Linked DNA regions of Homo sapiens: region 2 is linked to region 1. A link is an interaction called in ENCODE POLR2A ChIA-PET data of the cell type or tissue named here. Cell type or tissue: PC-9. All regions are shown on one strand. Links, peaks and the distances in the headings refer to the core of each region. The heading gives the core; the rest is flanking DNA. Region 1 has its middle 44 kb from the start of EGFR. Region 2 overlaps EGFR (epidermal growth factor receptor).

Evidence for each region. Peaks named below come from ENCODE experiments on the same cell type or tissue, not always from the same donor. Only the 100,000 strongest peaks of a DNase experiment are listed, where the experiment ranks them.
Region 2: POLR2A ChIA-PET joins it to region 1 with 21 read pairs; 5 of 35 experiments call an interaction of 5 or more read pairs at or near these places.

What each region holds. Positions count from the first base shown.
Region 1 is chr7:54,971,244-54,979,727 of GRCh38, reverse strand. No RefSeq gene overlaps it. Among named protein-coding and RNA genes, the nearest start is that of EGFR, 44 kb to the left of the region's middle. In PC-9, for the core only: no CTCF peak of the experiment used is centred there; no DNase peak of the experiment used is centred there.
Region 2 is chr7:55,081,700-55,090,183 of GRCh38, reverse strand. The region is part of intron 1 of EGFR (epidermal growth factor receptor); the gene reads right to left. Among named protein-coding and RNA genes, the nearest start is that of EGFR, 67 kb to the right of the region's middle. In PC-9, for the core only: no CTCF peak of the experiment used is centred there; DNase peaks (open chromatin) are centred at 3,683 and 8,166; H3K27ac peaks cover 3,656 bases.

The DNA of each region.
Region 1 (8,484 bases), core at 377-8,376:
AAATGAAATGATTGGAAAACTATCAGAAAATGTGATAAAGAATTAGTTTTGATCATTTATTACTCTGATAAATTGTGAAGAAAAAACAGATTTCATTATATACAATATTATTTTCTTATTTAAAACTTGTCACTTTCTCTGATCATAAAAATAATGTTTGTTTATTCCAAAAAATGATAAAGTGAGATTTCAAATTACTAGGCAGATGATGTTGGAAACTAAAATAATTGGTTTAAAATGTAGACGCCACATATAAAATAAATTCTGCTGGAATAGAATTCAAAATTTTTTTTAAAAAAATTAAAAAACATAAAAGTGGTAAGAAATAAATAGGTTGTTCCTAGGATTTGGGGGAGAAAGCCTTCCTAAATAGGTCAATAAATCTACTACAAAGGGAGAGAAATGGCAGTTTTAGCTACATAAAAATATGCCAATCCTATACCATCACGTATACACCATAAAGAAGTTAAACTAAAGATGTGGACTCCAATGAGAACACCAAGGGAAGAAGGTATATTTGCAAGAGGGAAAGGCTGGTTTGTTTAAGTTATTCTAGTGTTCACTGACTGTCTAGGTGAGGAGGATGATTCTGCAAAGAAGACACAGAATCTCTTGCAGAGGTAACAACAAGACAGTGTGGCTCATGGAAGCTAAGAAAAGTGTTTTCAGAACGGGGAGAGAACTGAAAAACAACTGTTTGACTTGGCAACCCCACAGCCCTTGGCGGTCCTGGGACATAATGCTCTCCATGAAGCCACTGGGGTGAAGGCGGCTTGGAATGCATTGAGGTATGGGCAGGTGTGAGAGACAACAAATAGAGACAACGCTAGGTACGTTTCTAAGGGGGAGGAGAGGTTCTTTCATAGCAGGACAGGAACAGAGATAGAGGTGGATTTGCTGTTTTTGAATGTATCCTCTCTGAGCTGATGGGAAGGATCCTGCCATAAAGCTGACTTGCAGTGGTCCTGGACTCACAAGGCCCTGCCCTCGGGTTAAGGCTCTGCTGCTGCCAGCTTGAAATTCTTTATCACTTCTGAGCCAGCTGTTCTGCATTTTCATTTTGCACTGGGACCCACAAATTATGCACCTGGTTCTGCATTACTGAGAGGGAAAAACTTACTACACAAACGCAACAAAAGCTTCTATACTAATCAGTGGGGTGGAGAAGCTCCAAAGCCTAGGTGAAGAGATTGGAGAATTGGCAGTGTCTTTTGTAATAGGAAGGAAGTGTGACTACACAGGTTAGTTTTATCAGTTTCTTGTCCAGGTGACAAAGGTGTGTTTTATTTTTAAAGTAAAAAGTGTAAGCATTTGTTGTAAGTGCTGAGGATGAGGGTGGCGTTGTTAGCTGGGTAACAGCGAAACAGATTTGAAGCAGTAAGAGTGAGATTGGAGGAGCCAGAACGACTGAGGGCCTGTGAAGACTGCTCAGTCAGAGTTTATGTAGGAACCTCTGAATTTTTATTGAACCTTCTCTATACTTGTTGCCTGAGCAAAGGGATTTTTCCAGGTGGGTAGAATATAATGAAAGACCGTTTAAGGTACTAACAGGAGTGCCAGTGACATGACAGACCAAGGAATCTAACTGAGAAAATGAAAGAAGTTAAGAAGTGTTATTTGGAAGGTTGGTATATCCCTATGTGCATATGGGATATTTTTAGGGAGATAAATATTAGTGATACACATACATATTAGGGATTTTATATATATATAGTTGTTTACTGAGCTTTATATAAATGTTATAGTACATACTGTATGTAATCTTTTGAAAATTGATTTTTTCAACTTTGTATTTTTAAGACTCATCAATATCAATTCCTGTACCTATAGTTTATTCATTTTCACTGATACATAATATTAATTATACAAATACACTGATATTTATTTAACTATTCTTCTGTCTAAGGACATTTGTGTTGTACTGTATAAACATGCTGGTACCTGTCCCCTGAGAAACATGCCCAAATGTTTCTCTAGGTATACCCCTAAGAATTGAATTGTTGTATTATAGGGTACGTGAATGTTTGGATTAAAAAAATTTTTTTTTGTATAAATTTATGGGGTACAAGTGTAATTTTGTTACATGGATAGATTGAGTAATGGTGAAGCCAGGGCTTTTACTGTATCCATCACCTGAATAATGAACATTGTACCCATGAAGTAATTGCCCATCATCCACTCTTCTCCTGCACACTCACCCTCCCGTGTCTCCACTGTCTACCCTGTATGTTCATGTGTACACATGTTTAGCTCCCACTTATAAGTGAGAACATGAGGTATTTGTCTTTGTGTCTAAGTTGTTTCACTTAAGATAATGGGGTCCAGTTCCATCCCTGTAAAGACACGATTTCATTCTTTTTATGGCTGAATAATATTCTTAATATGGCTGAATAATATTGTATATATGTACCACATTTTCCTTATCCAATCACCTGTTAATGGACACTTACATTGATTCTATATCTTTGCCATTGTGAATAGTGCTGCAATAAACTATGAGTGCAGGTATCATTTTGATATAATGATTTCTTTTCTTTGAGTAGATACTAAGTAGAGGGATTGCTGGGTCAAATGGTAGTTTCATTTTTAGCTTTTTGAGAAATCTTCATACTGTTTTTCGTAGATTGTATTAATTTACATTCCCACCAATAGTGTATGAGCACTCCCTTTTCTCTGCATTCTTTGCCAACATTTGCTATTTTTTGTCTTTCTGATAATAGCCATTCTGACTGGTGTAAAATTATATCTCATCGTGGTTTTAATTTGTACCTGTGTGAGAATTAGTGATGTTGAGCAGTTTTTCATATGCTTTTTGTCCATTTGTACATCTTCTTTTGAAAAATGTCTATTCATGTCCTTTGCCCACTTTTTAAGGGGATTGACTTTTTGTTGCTGAGTTGTTTGTTGTCGAGTTGAAATTCCCTTGGAATTTCCCAAGGAAGTCCCCTGTTGGATGCATAGTTTGCAAATATTTTCTCCCATTCTGCAGATTGTCTGTTCACTTTGTTGGTTATTTCTTTTGCTGTGTAGAAGTTTTTAGTTCAATTAAGTCCTACTTGTGTATTTTTTGGTTTTTGTTGCCTGTGCTTTTGAGATTTTTGTCATGAATTCTTTACCTAGGCCCATGTCCGGAAGAGTTTTCCCTAGGTTTTCTAATACTATTTTTAGATTCCAGTCTTACATTTAAGTCTTTAATCACTCTTGACTTGGTTTTTGTATATGGAGAGTTAGAGATCCAGCTTCATTCTTTTGCATAAAGCAATCCAATTTCCCTAGTACCACTTACTGAAAAGGTGTGTCTCCCCAGTGTATGTTCTTGTCAACTTTGTCAGAATCAGTTGGCTGTAAATATGTGGTTTTATTTCTGGGTTCCCTATTCTGTTCCATTGATCTCTGTGTCATTTCATACTAGTACCATGCTTTTTTGATTAATACCAGTTATTCCTCAAAAAATGATTGTACCAATTTACGTACCCATTGGAAACGTATAAATTCTTGTTGAATCAACATTCTTTCTAACACATGGTATATTGGACTTTTAAATTTTTACCAATTTTGAGTAGGTATAGAATGTTATCATTATTTTCTTATTTTGACAACAATGTCTTATTGTGTCCTTATTTTGAAAATAAAATAAAACATCTTTAATTACTAATGAAGTTGAGAAACGTTTCTTTTCTTCTTCCTTCCTTCCTTTCTTCCTTGCTTCCTTCCTTGCTTGCTTCCTTTCGTTTCCTTTTTCCCATTAGTCTTCCATCTATTCATGTCTTTTGCCCATTTTTCTATTTTTTTGGTCTTTTTCTTGTAGATTTATAAAGTTATTCATATATTCAATTTGTGAATTATTTGTGGGATATTGTCACAAATGTCTTCTCCCAGATTGTGGCTTGTCTCTTGAATTTCTTTCTTTTCTTTTCCTTTTTTTGTAAGATCTAGTAAAACATGTATTTCTCTTTCAACTTTTTTTTAAAGGTGTATGTAACCACGGGTACAAGTGCAATTTTGTTACACTGATAGATTTCATTGTGGTGGAGTCAGGGCCTTCAATAAGGCATTCATCACTGGAGCAATGCACATTGTAACTGCCAAGCAACTTCCCGTCATTTTTTTTCATTTTTTTATGATATATACATCTTAAAGCTTAAAATTTTGCCTTTCATGTTTTGTTTCTCAATATATCAAAATTGTTTTTGTGTAAAGTAGGGATAAAGTTTATTGATTTTTTCCAACCATTTCTCCCAGCTTCATTAATTCTATAGTCCCTTTTTTCTTAATTGCCTATACTTCCATCTCTATCATATATAATATTTTCGTGTATTCATTAGTCTGTTTCAGGGATCTCTATTCTGCTCTGCTGATCCATGTTTCTGTTCCTGCACCTGTACCACACTGTCTTAATTACCAGAGAAACCTTATAGAAAATCTTGAAATCTGATGGCCAAGTCACCCCTTTTCCACCTGTCCTTTCTCTTTCTCATCCTCTTCCTTCAGGAGCATGTTGATTGGTTTATTCTCACATTTTTTTTCCCATGTAAAACTATAAAGCAGCTAGTCAAGTTCCAGGACAAGCTCTAGAGAATTGTGATCGGAATTTCTTCCACTCTATATTTTAATTTTGAGAGAAATAATATGTTCACAATACTGAGTTTTTTAATCCAAAATACAATAATTACTTATGTCTTTCTTAATGTTTTAAATTAAGTTTTTGTAAATTTTCTCATAGAGATCTAACACAATTTATGTTAGACTTTTTCTTAGGTGACTTAAAAATTTTGTTATTATTTTTATTATAAGTATGTATATAGCTAAGTGTATATGCATCTGGCTCTGCATATATATGTAACATATACATATAACGTACATATGTACATATAACATACATATGTGTATAACATATATAACATATATGTTACATATATAGGCATGGTATTTTTTAAGCCATACATTTTCTGATTGTTGATGACATATATAATGCATTTACTGGTCAGCTACTTAGTAAACACTCTCATTATTCTAATAATTTTTTCATGCATTCTTTTGGATTTCATATGCAGAGAGTTATATCCAAATAATGAGAGCTTTGTTTTTTATAATTGTTATGGCTTTATTTCTATGTTTTCCATTACTGCTCTGGGGAAGATCTACAGTGCAAGGTTGAATGAGATTGTGATAATGAATACCCTATCTTGTTATTGATTTCTTTTTTTTTTTTTTTTTGAGACCAGAGTCTCACTTTTTCACCCAGGCTGGAGTGCAATGGTGCGATCTTGGCTGACGGCAACCTCTGTCTCCTGGATTTAAGCGGCTGTGCTGCCTCAGCCTCCCGAGTAGCTAAGGTTACAGGTGTGCGTCATGACGCCTGGTTAATTTTTTTGTATTTTTTTAGTAGAGACAGGGTTTCACCATGTTGGCCAGGCTGGTCTCAAACTCCTGACTTCAAGTGATCCACCCACCTCAGCCTCCCAAAGTGCTGGGATTACAGGTGTGAGCCACCATGCCTGGCACATTATTGATTTTAAGGATATTATTTCAAAGATATCACCATCAAGACTGACGTTTTATGTATAACCTTTTTGTAAATAACTCTTCATCAGGCTAAAAAAGTTTCTTTCTATTCTGAGTTTGCCAGAAATTTTTTTAAAAAATCATGAATAGAGATGGATTATCAAAATTTGTTCTGCATCTATTGGTGGTCATAAAATATTTGCTGTTTAAGTATTTAATGTCTTGAATGGTATTTATAGTTTTTTTTAATGTGAAAGTACTGGCATTTGCAATTTGCTCATGATATATTATCTTTGTTATATATTATTGGATTAAGCTATGATTTTAATTATTTATAAATTTTAGTTATGATTTATTTTATGTATATTTGTAAAGAAAAATTAATTTAGATTTTTTCATTTTTATACTGTTCTCTCTAGTTTTATTATAAAGTTATATTGGCTTCATATGAATTATAGAGTTATGGAATATTTTCCTTTTTTTCTCTATTTTCTGGGAAAAGTTTTATAAGTTTGAAATAATCTGCTTCTGAAAAGTTTGTTTAATTTGTCTGCAAGAAAGTTTGAGTCTAAAATTTGGAAACATTATTTTAATTTCTTTCTAATTATAGGAATATTAAGGTTTTTAAAATTTCGTCTTGAACTTGTTTTTGTTTAGCTATATTTTTCTAGAAGTTTGTTCATTTTACTTGTTTTCAGATGCATTGGAATAAGGTTATTTTTAGTAATTTCATTATTTCAATCTCTTTCCTACATGTAGGCATGCCTCCCTGTTCAGTTCTATCATATACTAGAGTCTGTTTTCTTGGCAATCTCATGGAGGTTTACCTCTTTTATTAAACAGTCTTTTCTAAGATCCTGCTTTTTTGTTGTTCTACTTATCTTCTCTATTTTATCTTTGTTTTCTATTTAGCTGATTTCTGCTTTCAAATTTCTTGTACTTCTTTTTTATTGTAAGCATTTAGAAATATACATTCTGGTAGTATGTGCTTGGTAAAATTTTCAATTGTTTTAGTTTCAACTCTTCTGCATTCTTATGATTTAGGCAAGCCTTTTGCAAGCCACATAGAGATAGACTCATTTTATTCTTATTTTTAAGCCAGCCTGACATCCTCTATATTTTAGTGGGAGAGTTTAGATCATTTATATTTATTGTGGTCACAGATATATTTGAATTTGTTTCTCCCATTTCATGTTTTTTGCTCTTCATTTATTCTGCTTTGCTGTTTCTTTTTTCCTCATTTTAATTCTGTTTGGTCTTCAGTGTGTTTGGAAGTTTAAAATTCTATTTCTCTTTTTCTGGAGGCTGAATTTTAAAATGTTACGTTGTATATGGAACTAAGTCTAAAATTAATATCTCAACGTCTCTACCCACTGCTGTGGGATACTTGCAACATTTTAACTTTGAATACTCTTTTTTCCTTACATTTATTGTTGCCCAAGATTTAAGTTTGTTTTACTTTTTAACTCTGAAATTAGACATTATTTTTATTACATCTTAGAAGTTTTGCTTGTTTAGATTTATACATGTTTGCCAATTTCTTTTCCTGCCATTCTTTTGTATCTGATAACATCTTTCTAAGTTTATTTTCTACATCCTGAAGAACATGCTTTAGAAATTTCTTTAATGTAGATGTATTGATGGTAAGCTTTCCAGTTTCTATTTATCTAGAATTTTTTTAAATTTTACTCTGGCTCTTAAAATATGGTTTTTCTGGTTACACAGTTCTAGATTAATAGTTGTTTTCTTTCAGCCTTTTCAAGTATTTTTCTATTGTTTTTATTCTCTTATTGTTGAGAAGTCTACTATCAGTCTTACAATAATTTCTTTTTAGGTGTTTCTTTCTTTCTCTCTGAACAGTTTTAAGACTTTCTATTATATTTGGTATTTTGCAGTTATTCTCCAACATATATGGAAATTCACTTTTTAAAATTAGTTCTGATTCCCCCCAGAAATCAGAGCCTAACTGACACACAGTCTTGAAGGCAGGTAGTTTATTTTGGGGAAATAGAGGCCAGGGAGAGGAAAAATGAGATTGGAAAAATAGAATAAGGATGTAGGGAGACCCAATGCAAGGGTACGTTATTGATCTAATCACTTTTGTGGAAACTTGGGGCTCAAGCCCTCTGGGACGTTCTGAGTGCTTTTTAGAATGTGCTTCAGAATTGGCTGTGTGGGCATGCACTAGGGGAGGGAGCATTTATCCACCAGTTTCTGTTCCCCAGTGGTCAGGATTATTCTATTAAATGCTTACCTCCTTGAATTTTCAGGTTTGGTGCATGTGTGGGTGCCTATCAGGTTCCCATATACATCAGAGAAGTACCGGACAAAAAGCAAGGTATATGAGTTGCAGCTGAGGCATGATGCTGCCAGCTGTCCCTGCAGAAAGATGGTTGCTGCAGCAATTATTATAGTAAACAGTAGCCAAGAAGATGTGAGGCAGGGTAGAAGACGTGTCCTGTACATTTTACTTTTATTTTTCAGTTTAATATATGTTTTGCATCATGAATCTGTATATTTTTCCATAATTTCTGAAAATTCTCACCCATTTCCTTTTCAAATATTGCCTCTCCTTCATTCATTTTCTCTCTGTCTCTCTCTGTGTCTGTCTCTCACTCTCTCTCTCTTTCTCTCTGTGTGTGTCTTTGATCTTTCTAATATCTTCATGCTCATTCCTGATCATCTATGCCCACTTCCTGCAGGGTGAGAGTCTGCCGTCTGTGCCTGCTACTGCACCTCTCTCGTGGCTCGCCTCCTCGGGCTTTGTTGGTGTTGGTTGTGGGCTTGCTGCTTGATCTTCATGTGTGTGAATCCTGCAGGCCTCTACGGAGGATGTGTTTGTCCAGAGAGGTTGTGCATCTGCCTTGATCAAGCCCTGGGAGTATCACAGGTATAGGGGCTACGGCAGGCAGAATACTGACCCCCTCCAAATATTTTCCACACTCTGATCTCCCGTACCTATGAATGCATTAACTTTAC
Region 2 (8,484 bases), core at 276-8,275, 110 kb before region 1:
CAACCTGACCAACATGGTGAAACCCTGTCTCTACTAAAACTATAAAAATTAGCTGGGCGTGGTGGCACGTGCCTGTAATCTCAGCTACTGAGGAGGCTGAGGCAGGAGAATCACTTGAACCCGGGAGGCAGAGCTTGCAGTGAGCCCAGATTATGCCACTGAACTCCAGCCTGGGCAACAGAGTGAGACTCCATCTCAAAATAAATAAATAAATAAATAAATAAATAAATAAATAAATAAATAAGTAGCATCACCTAGGCTCACATAGGTGAATTTGAACTGAATGAGTCCTTTGAGCAGCTTGTATTGACAGGAAAGAGGGCATCCTGCATAGCTGGTTAGAGGGAGGCCCCAAGAAGCAAATCCCGTGTGGTGGTCTCCAAGCCTGGCTGGAAAGAAACATGGGCTCCGGCAGGTTAGGGAAAGGTGAGAGGTGGGTCTGACTTTTGGATCATGTTTCAGACAAACCACAATGGAAAACACATTTTTGAGACAACTGGAGATGTGTCAGTAGGCTGGTTGTTGGGTAACATAAGAGATTTATGGCTAATTTTTAAGTTCGATGACAGCATTGTGATTATGTTTTAAAAATCATGCTTTTAGAGATTCATAACCATGAAACGGAGATAGTGTTGTGTGAAAGGATGGGATTTCTTGGATGAGACATGACTGGCCTTAAAATAGTTCAGAAATGGAAGGACAGATGTGGAAGAAAACAAACTTGATGATTTGGGGTTCTGGATATATATTAAAACTTATTCAAATAACTGAAAATTTAAAAATTCCTCCATTGAAAATCCTATTTGAATGGCACCCTCTGCCAGGCCTCCCTAGCAAGCCCTCCTTTGCGTGCACAGAGAAGTACGTATGAACAGTGCCCAGTGTACGGGCTGCAAAGCCCAGAACAAGCTAAATCCCCTTTTTAGTGACAGCCTCACAGAAGATGAGGGAGCCATTACATGCATAGGCTGACTTACACGTACTTCAGTTCAAAAAGCTCTCAAGCAAAGTAAAATTAAGTTAAAAAAAAGCAAGAGGCAAAACAATATGTATGAATGACATAAGCTCATATATACAAAAATATAAACAAAACCTAAATGATCGACCTTTATTTGTACATATATTTGTATGTATGTAAAATACACAGAAAAAATGCTGGAAGGATTCTTCCACAACTCTTGACAGTGGAGTGAAAGCATGGTTCTTGCTTTTTACCCTCTAATTTCCTGAAATCATTATACTTTTTACAAAGAGGAATATTTTTGCATGATGTACGTAAAATACAGCCAAATAAATAAGTAAGTAGAGACAAAAAATGATGGAGGGCGTGGGAGATGAGGCAGGGAGGCTGGATGGCCAGTCTCCAGAACTTGATGTTTTCATCGTCAAAGGGACAGGACTGAGTTGGATAACATTTTGGTTTCAATTGCGAAGGCCTTTCATTCCAGAAAGAAAACAGTGTCAGCATTACAGCCATGGGTTGACACATGGTTAAGGTCCCATTAGCAGCACGATGGAAGCTCCCCTGATAATCACAGGGAAAGCCAAATGACGGGAAAGGTCGCATGCCCAGAGGAACTCCCCTGTAATTTGTATTGTAATGAATTATTACCTTAACACAAGCATGTGCCAGGCATCTAATTTGCAAGTGCGGATGCCTGGCAGTTGACTTTAAAATCACTCTGGAATTATCCCTGTATAATCTGAACAACCAGAAGTGTGACCAGGGCTTTACCAAAAGGGAGTTGCACAAAAGGGTAAACTGCAGACTGGGAAGTTCCATGAACATGGAGGTACTGGACGCACCACGCTCTTTTTCAGGAAGAAGTCCTACACACATTTTCTGCGTCTGTTTTATAGACTGGACTGTGCACTCTTTCATGGGGCTCTTTGTGCGAAGGGGGCCTCCCCCATCCGCTCCTACCTTCAGCGTAGGGCCAAGTCCAAGTGGAATACAGCCTCTGAAAACATGGCTGCTTCTCACACTCCTGGGAGCCAGACCACTGCTCCTTTCCATGTACCTCAGGCTTTGTGGGGGCTTTTTATTCAGGTGGGAGAGAAATGGGCACTGGGGCAGGTGTGGTAGATGCCAAAGAAGTGAGAATGTGTGTGTGTGTGTGTGTGTGTGTTTATACCCTGAATTATATCAGAATGGAAGAAAGGAAATAGTATGTCCATCTGTTATCTCCTCTGTGGGCCTACCTCAATTAGCCACCAACACACATACACACCTGTGCTGCCTTTGATGAAGGAATTAAGAAGGCCCAAAGTGACTCATGTCACTTCCTTTCTGTGGCCTGCAACTCCAAAAGGAGAAGAGGAGAGGACGAGGGAGGGTGGGAAGGCCATTGCTCCTGGTTCCGGGGTGCCTCTCCCCTTGCCTGCTCAGGTTCCTGTAGGCCTCAGCTGTTGGTCAGTCCTTTCCACATCTTCGAGGAGACTCTGCCTGACAGGGCTGGCTAGAAGCTGGGTGCCTGGGTGTTCATGCTCTAATAAACCCAATCGGGAAGTTTCCAACTCATCACAACATCACAAAGAATGTGCAAGAAAATGCCGACTCTCTTATTTCTCCTTCAAAGTTTGATTAATGATTCTAGGAGGAACCAGAAATCCTTGGTGCCAATCAAACACATTTTGCCATACCTTTTAAACATTTTACACACAACCCATGTTTCATGAAAGCATGGCTCTTATCCCTTCGGGTGCATAGAATAAGACTGCCGGATAGAATGTTTCTGAGACCTGCTCTCTAATATTCTAACTCAGTAGGCCCTACGCAGGGCCTGAGAATGTGCATTTTCAGTAAGTGCCACTGCTGATGTTGATCAGTTCTCTAAGAAATTCTGGGTTAGCTATGGGATTATAAGCATATCCTCAGAGTACAGGTTTTTTTTTTTTTGTTTTTTTTTTAACAATTGAGAAACTACTTAAAGTGAACCTAAAATGGTGTGAGCCTGAAGTGCTTGCTGGGCAGCAGACAAGCTTTGCCAGCCTTGTGTTCTCAGTGGAAATGCAGCATCCGAGCCATCCTCTCTTCCCCCCGCTTGTGGTCAGCTCTAAATAGCACACTCACAGCGCGGGGGGAAAATATTTTTCCCTGTTTCAAGTGGGCAGTGGAAGTAGTGAAAGCCTAAGTAAACTCTGACCAGTAGATAATGGGCCATTATAACTCTGGATGACTTCCTGAATGACCCTGAAAAATGACTTCTCATTTCCTGCCTGCAGAAAAGAGAAATATTAAGATAGTGTTGTGTGCAAAAAAATGCAAGCTTGCAATGAGAGATGCAGAGCGTGAGGGAGAGAGGCACGAGGGGGTGGAGAAAAAAGACAGAGAATTTGAGGTTGACTCACGGCTTTGAAGGGAAAACAAGAAGAGGAAGAAAGTCTGTTCTCCCATGGGTCGTCAAACCCCACACTTCACACATCTTTCCCATGGGGCTGCCAGCTGCCGCCACATCACAGCTGTGCTGCCACCCAAGTGTGCCGCCTCCACAGCGGGAGCGACCTAAGCGTGGCCACCTCTGCCTCTGGAGGGCCTGCCTGCTGGCCAGCGGTGGCCGCCCCAGACCCGGGTGACTGGGCAGCACAGTAGCCCGCCTGGGCAGGGCATGAAATTAACGAGGCAAAAGAAGCCACAGAGAGATGAAAGCATAGAAGAAAAAAAGTCACCCTGCAGCTCAAATTAAAACAGAAAACTCTGCTGCTATACTTGGTCTTATTCCAAGAAGCTGCCAGGAAAGAATTGACTCACAGAAAAGCCACAGCTTCATTTTTTCCCATACTCAAGTGATATGTCTTTCCAGGGCTTTTTTCTTCAAAGGGAAAGGGAGCAAAATAACCTCACTTTTCTGCATTACCATAGACTATCTTATATAATTTTTTTACAGCCTGTAATGGCTGGTTGAGATACCAGCTGACAGTGTAGTGGATGAAGGCTCCGGGGTGCAAGCCCCTGGCTGTCCTGGCCAGCTCTTTAACTCGAGCAAATTACTTACTCTCTCTGAGCTTCCCTTTCCTCGGCAGTAACATGGAGGTATTGAGCAGAGAAATTGTGAGGCACTGTAGACACGAGATAATTCACAAAAATTGCACGGCACGGGACCTGGCACATAGTCAGCACTTCACAAACAGTGGCTCTCATAAGGTAGTTAATAGTGGTTTCAAACTATGTGTCAAATCTAAGGGAGGAAGAGGGGCTTCTAGGGGGTGGGGATGGGAGGGAATGTTCCAGTACAAATCTTGGTATTGTCAAACTTGGGGCAGCATGCTCAGGAGACAAAACACGGAGGCACATCTGCACAAGCTCAAATTCTACTTCTGCCACTGCATCAGTTGGGCCACTGTGGCTCCTCATTTCCTTATTTTTAAAAGAGCTGATGTGAGAACGAGCTGATTTAATGTGTAAAATACCTAGTGCCAGCAGACAGAAGGTACCCGCTACACACCAGCTCTGTACTCTGCCTTGATCCTTCGCAATTTTCGTTAGCAGAATTCCACCACGCACTACTGACTTTATGGTATGGCTAAAACCAGAATTCTAAATGTTCAAGGATTCTTGTGCAGTTACTTCAGCAGGAGTTTTCAGAAAGTGGGAGAAATACTATTTATGAAGCACCACCCATGTGCTTTAGTCTTTCTACATTGTTAGGTTTTCATGATAATACTTTAGAGATAAGAACACTCCTCATCTCATGGACAACGGAACGGGCTCTACAAGAGGGCGTGCACAGTGGACCTGGGGTCTGACGCCCACCCTGCTCTCTGCACCTGGAGCCCACCAGCATCCTGCTCCCCATGCTGCCTCCCCTGGAAAAAGAGACACATGCAAATGATGAAGCATGCAGGAGCCACATGGAGGTTTTATAAACTTAAAAGGATTTACATGAATGCCTCAGAGAAGGGGCAACCCAATGTCAACTCTGATACCCCAGGCATGATACCACTGACAATGTGTCTGCTGGCATCAGTTGGAAAACAATGCAAATATCCTTCATGTGATTAAACACAACATGCCTGTGACATTGTTTTTTTTTCTAGCCAGGCTGACTGTTGTCCTGTAGGCTTCCAAAGGCTGCTGGTGCCCTGACCTTCAGCTCCTAAATTACCATCTGAAGGACAAGGACTGGGGAAGGGAAGGAGAATTTGCATTTGAGCGTACCATTCCGTAGGTCATTCCAGAGAAACTGTGCCTTCCTCCCGGTTGACTCTCCGCTCACTGAGTGTGACAATATGCCTGACTATGGAAGATCACGGATGGGGCTGTACTGCCCTGCTACCGAGAACCTGGACAGAAGACAGCAGGTGAGCCCTGGAGGCTGGAATGAATGGCTAAGAGCATCTCAGGACTCCACTTCTCTGAAGGCAAAATCCAATATGCCAAATTCCTCTTCCTAATAAAAGCCCTTTAAATATTTGAAGACAGCTATTATAACTCCTCTTAGTTTTCTCCCAGATAAATATCCACATTTGCCTTCATCCGTCACTTGACTTTTCTCAAGTGTCTTCCCCATCCTCTGACCATTCCAGTTTGTAAACATTCCTCCCAAGTGTAGCCTTGTAACTGAACTCTTCTAATCAACAGAAGCTTGTCCAGCTTTATTATATCTCTTAATGCAACTTGACCCAAATGCATGATAAATATCAGTCCCATGGTTAGGTTATATGGCAAAGTTGAAGTTGTGCAGATGTAATTAACATCCCAAATCAGCTGGTTTTGATTTAATACAAAATGAAGTTATCCTGAGTGGGCCTGACTTAACCAGGTAAAAGCCATGAAGAATGGACTGAGCCCTCCTGGAGGCACATGCTTTCCCACTGGGCCTGGAGAAGCAGGCGGCCATGCTAAGAACTGCTTATGGAGAGGGTGGCCTCTAGGAGCCAGGACCTCAGTCCTACAGCCTCAAGAAACTGAATTCTGCCAAGAACCCTTATGAGCCTGGAAGAGGACCTGGAGCTCCAGATGAAAACATACTTTGTGAGTCCCTGAGAACCCAGACCCTGACCCACAGAAACAGAGATAAGAAGTGTGTGTTGTTTTAAGCTATGACATTTGTGGTTTTGTGTGCCAACCTCATAACTTGGGCTTACATCTCATCATGGTAAGCCAATCTCTATCTTTCATAGGGGCATTTGTTAAACCACCTTTCTTCCACTCAGGATATTTGTTACTGATTTGGCCTTGACCCTGTTATTAATAAATTCCCTGATTTTGTTCCATTCATTTGGGTCTGTATTTTAGGATCCCAATCTTGCTAACCTATATGTTCTAATCCCTTCCTCTTGATTTCTTGTATTCCAAAAACCTGAGGCACTCATTTAAACTGGCCAATCATTCCCAGGATGTTACTTCTTGACTCATCAAAGTAATCAACAGAGACAATGGGTTTCATTTTACCAAAAACTTCCAGTATATTTAAACATTAATGCATGTCTGCATTATATTAGTTCACATATTTTTAAAACACAAATTCGACTAATAAGTAGCCATTTTTTTTCAGGAAGAAAAAGATTCGCTTTCTTCAGTAGATGCAGCAAAGATCTCCCCTTGGCCTGAAAATAATTTAAAACCATGATATTAATTGTACACACATGCGCACAGTGTGCCTCGCCATGTGCCTGTTTTGGTTATACTGCAGACAGGCTTTCATGCCCTTCTAAGAGTGACCAACCATGTGTTTTCTCATAAGACATTCACCAAAGATGACATTCAGCAGAGAGGTCTAGACCACTGACGTCAGGCGTCTGTTACAGTCCTGGATGAGGGAGGCCACAGTGGAGTGAGTCAAGAAGAAAATCCCAGGGAAACCCTTTACTGGAGTTCAAGGCTGAGTTATTGTCTAAAGAATACCAAGGAAGTGAACATGATGATTGAAATACATTCTGGAGATCATATGCTTCAGGCTGTCAGCGATGCTGGTGACATTGCCATGGTTAATGCTACTAAATAAAGTCAACGTCTCCAAGAACGAGTGCATAAATTACTATGTGTCATCAGTTGGATTGTTCAATAAGGTATGTTCAAGTCCTAACCTCCAGCACTTGTGAAGTAACCTTATTTGAGAATGGGGTTTTTGAAGATGTAATGGAGTTGAAATGAGGTCTTACTGGTATAGAGTGGGCCCTGATTCAGTGATGGGTGTCCTCATAAGGAGATGGAAACACAGACACACAGAGAGGAATGTGAAGGCACAGAGACAGACATGCAGGAGAACTCACTGTGAGGATAGAGGTGGAGATCGGAGTTTTGCATCTACAAGGCAAGGAATGCCAAGGGCTGCTGGGAACACCAGAGGCTGGGGAGAGGCCAGGGGCATCATCCTCAGCAGGTTTCAGAGAGAGAGACTCTACTGACACCTTGATTTTGGACTTCTGGCTTCCAGAGCTGTAAGCAAATAAATCTGCAGCTTCTTAAGCCATGGCAAGGATGGTGATCTGTTAGAGCAGCCCTGGGGAAGCCACACACTACGGCTGCCCTGCACGAGATGTCTCAGGAGGGTCTCAGATGAGGCTGCTGCCCGGAGCCACAGGGACGAGTGGTCTATTGTATGTCTACACTGGAGCGAAAATGAACCATGAAATGAAAAAAATGAAAACCCTGGGTAATAATCCTTATGAGACAGGAAGAAACAAGAAACAATCATAGTAAGATGCTGTCCTGCTTTCTCCCTTGGGTGGTTTTGTGTCTAGGCAATCTCCTTTTTAGCCTTGGATGCCACCCACTGAGTTTAAATACAACTATTGCTGTGAGTCTCCAAAAGGCTATAAAGTCACAGGTAGGAGACAAGGGAAACAAACAAGCCAAAACACCAAAGCTGCTTATGAAGAAAATGTGGGCAGGGGTGGGGTACAGAGGGGAGGAAAGGAAAGGGAGGGGCATGTAGGATTGTGCATCCTTTACAAGTAGGAGGTGTTCAAGGACTACCTTTTTTCTCTTTGAGGTATCAGGAATGACCCAAGTTCCTTCACATATCTGACACTCTAACAGCTTTCTCATCCTGATATCACTTGGTAAGATCAAATAACTTTGGTTTGATCACTGATCCACTAATGTCCCCAGTTACCTACTTTGTACAGTGAGAGGAAGGCCCTAGATTGGGATTTCAAACTGTGGGACACCACCCAGCCTGCATTGTGAAATCACTGGAGTGGGTCACAACCAGCATAACAAGGAACAAAAAGAAAAATAAACAGAAAAGAATAGACAATATCAGAGTGATATCGTAAAGGCAGTATTATGAAAGTTTAGATACAGCTGTATGTGTGCCATGATATTAAAATGTATTTCTTACTTTGGTAAGGTCAAAAATGTTTGAAAGCCACTGAAATAGATGTTATCTGGGAAACTTTCCTGTGCTGCTTTTTGTGAGCCTATGATTAGCTCCAGAATTCCTTACAGAGTAAATTAGAACACACTGACAGCACGTTTTGGAGAGAGAAAAAAGCTTGCAAATAAAAAAAAAAAAACCAGTCTAAAACAATCTCTTC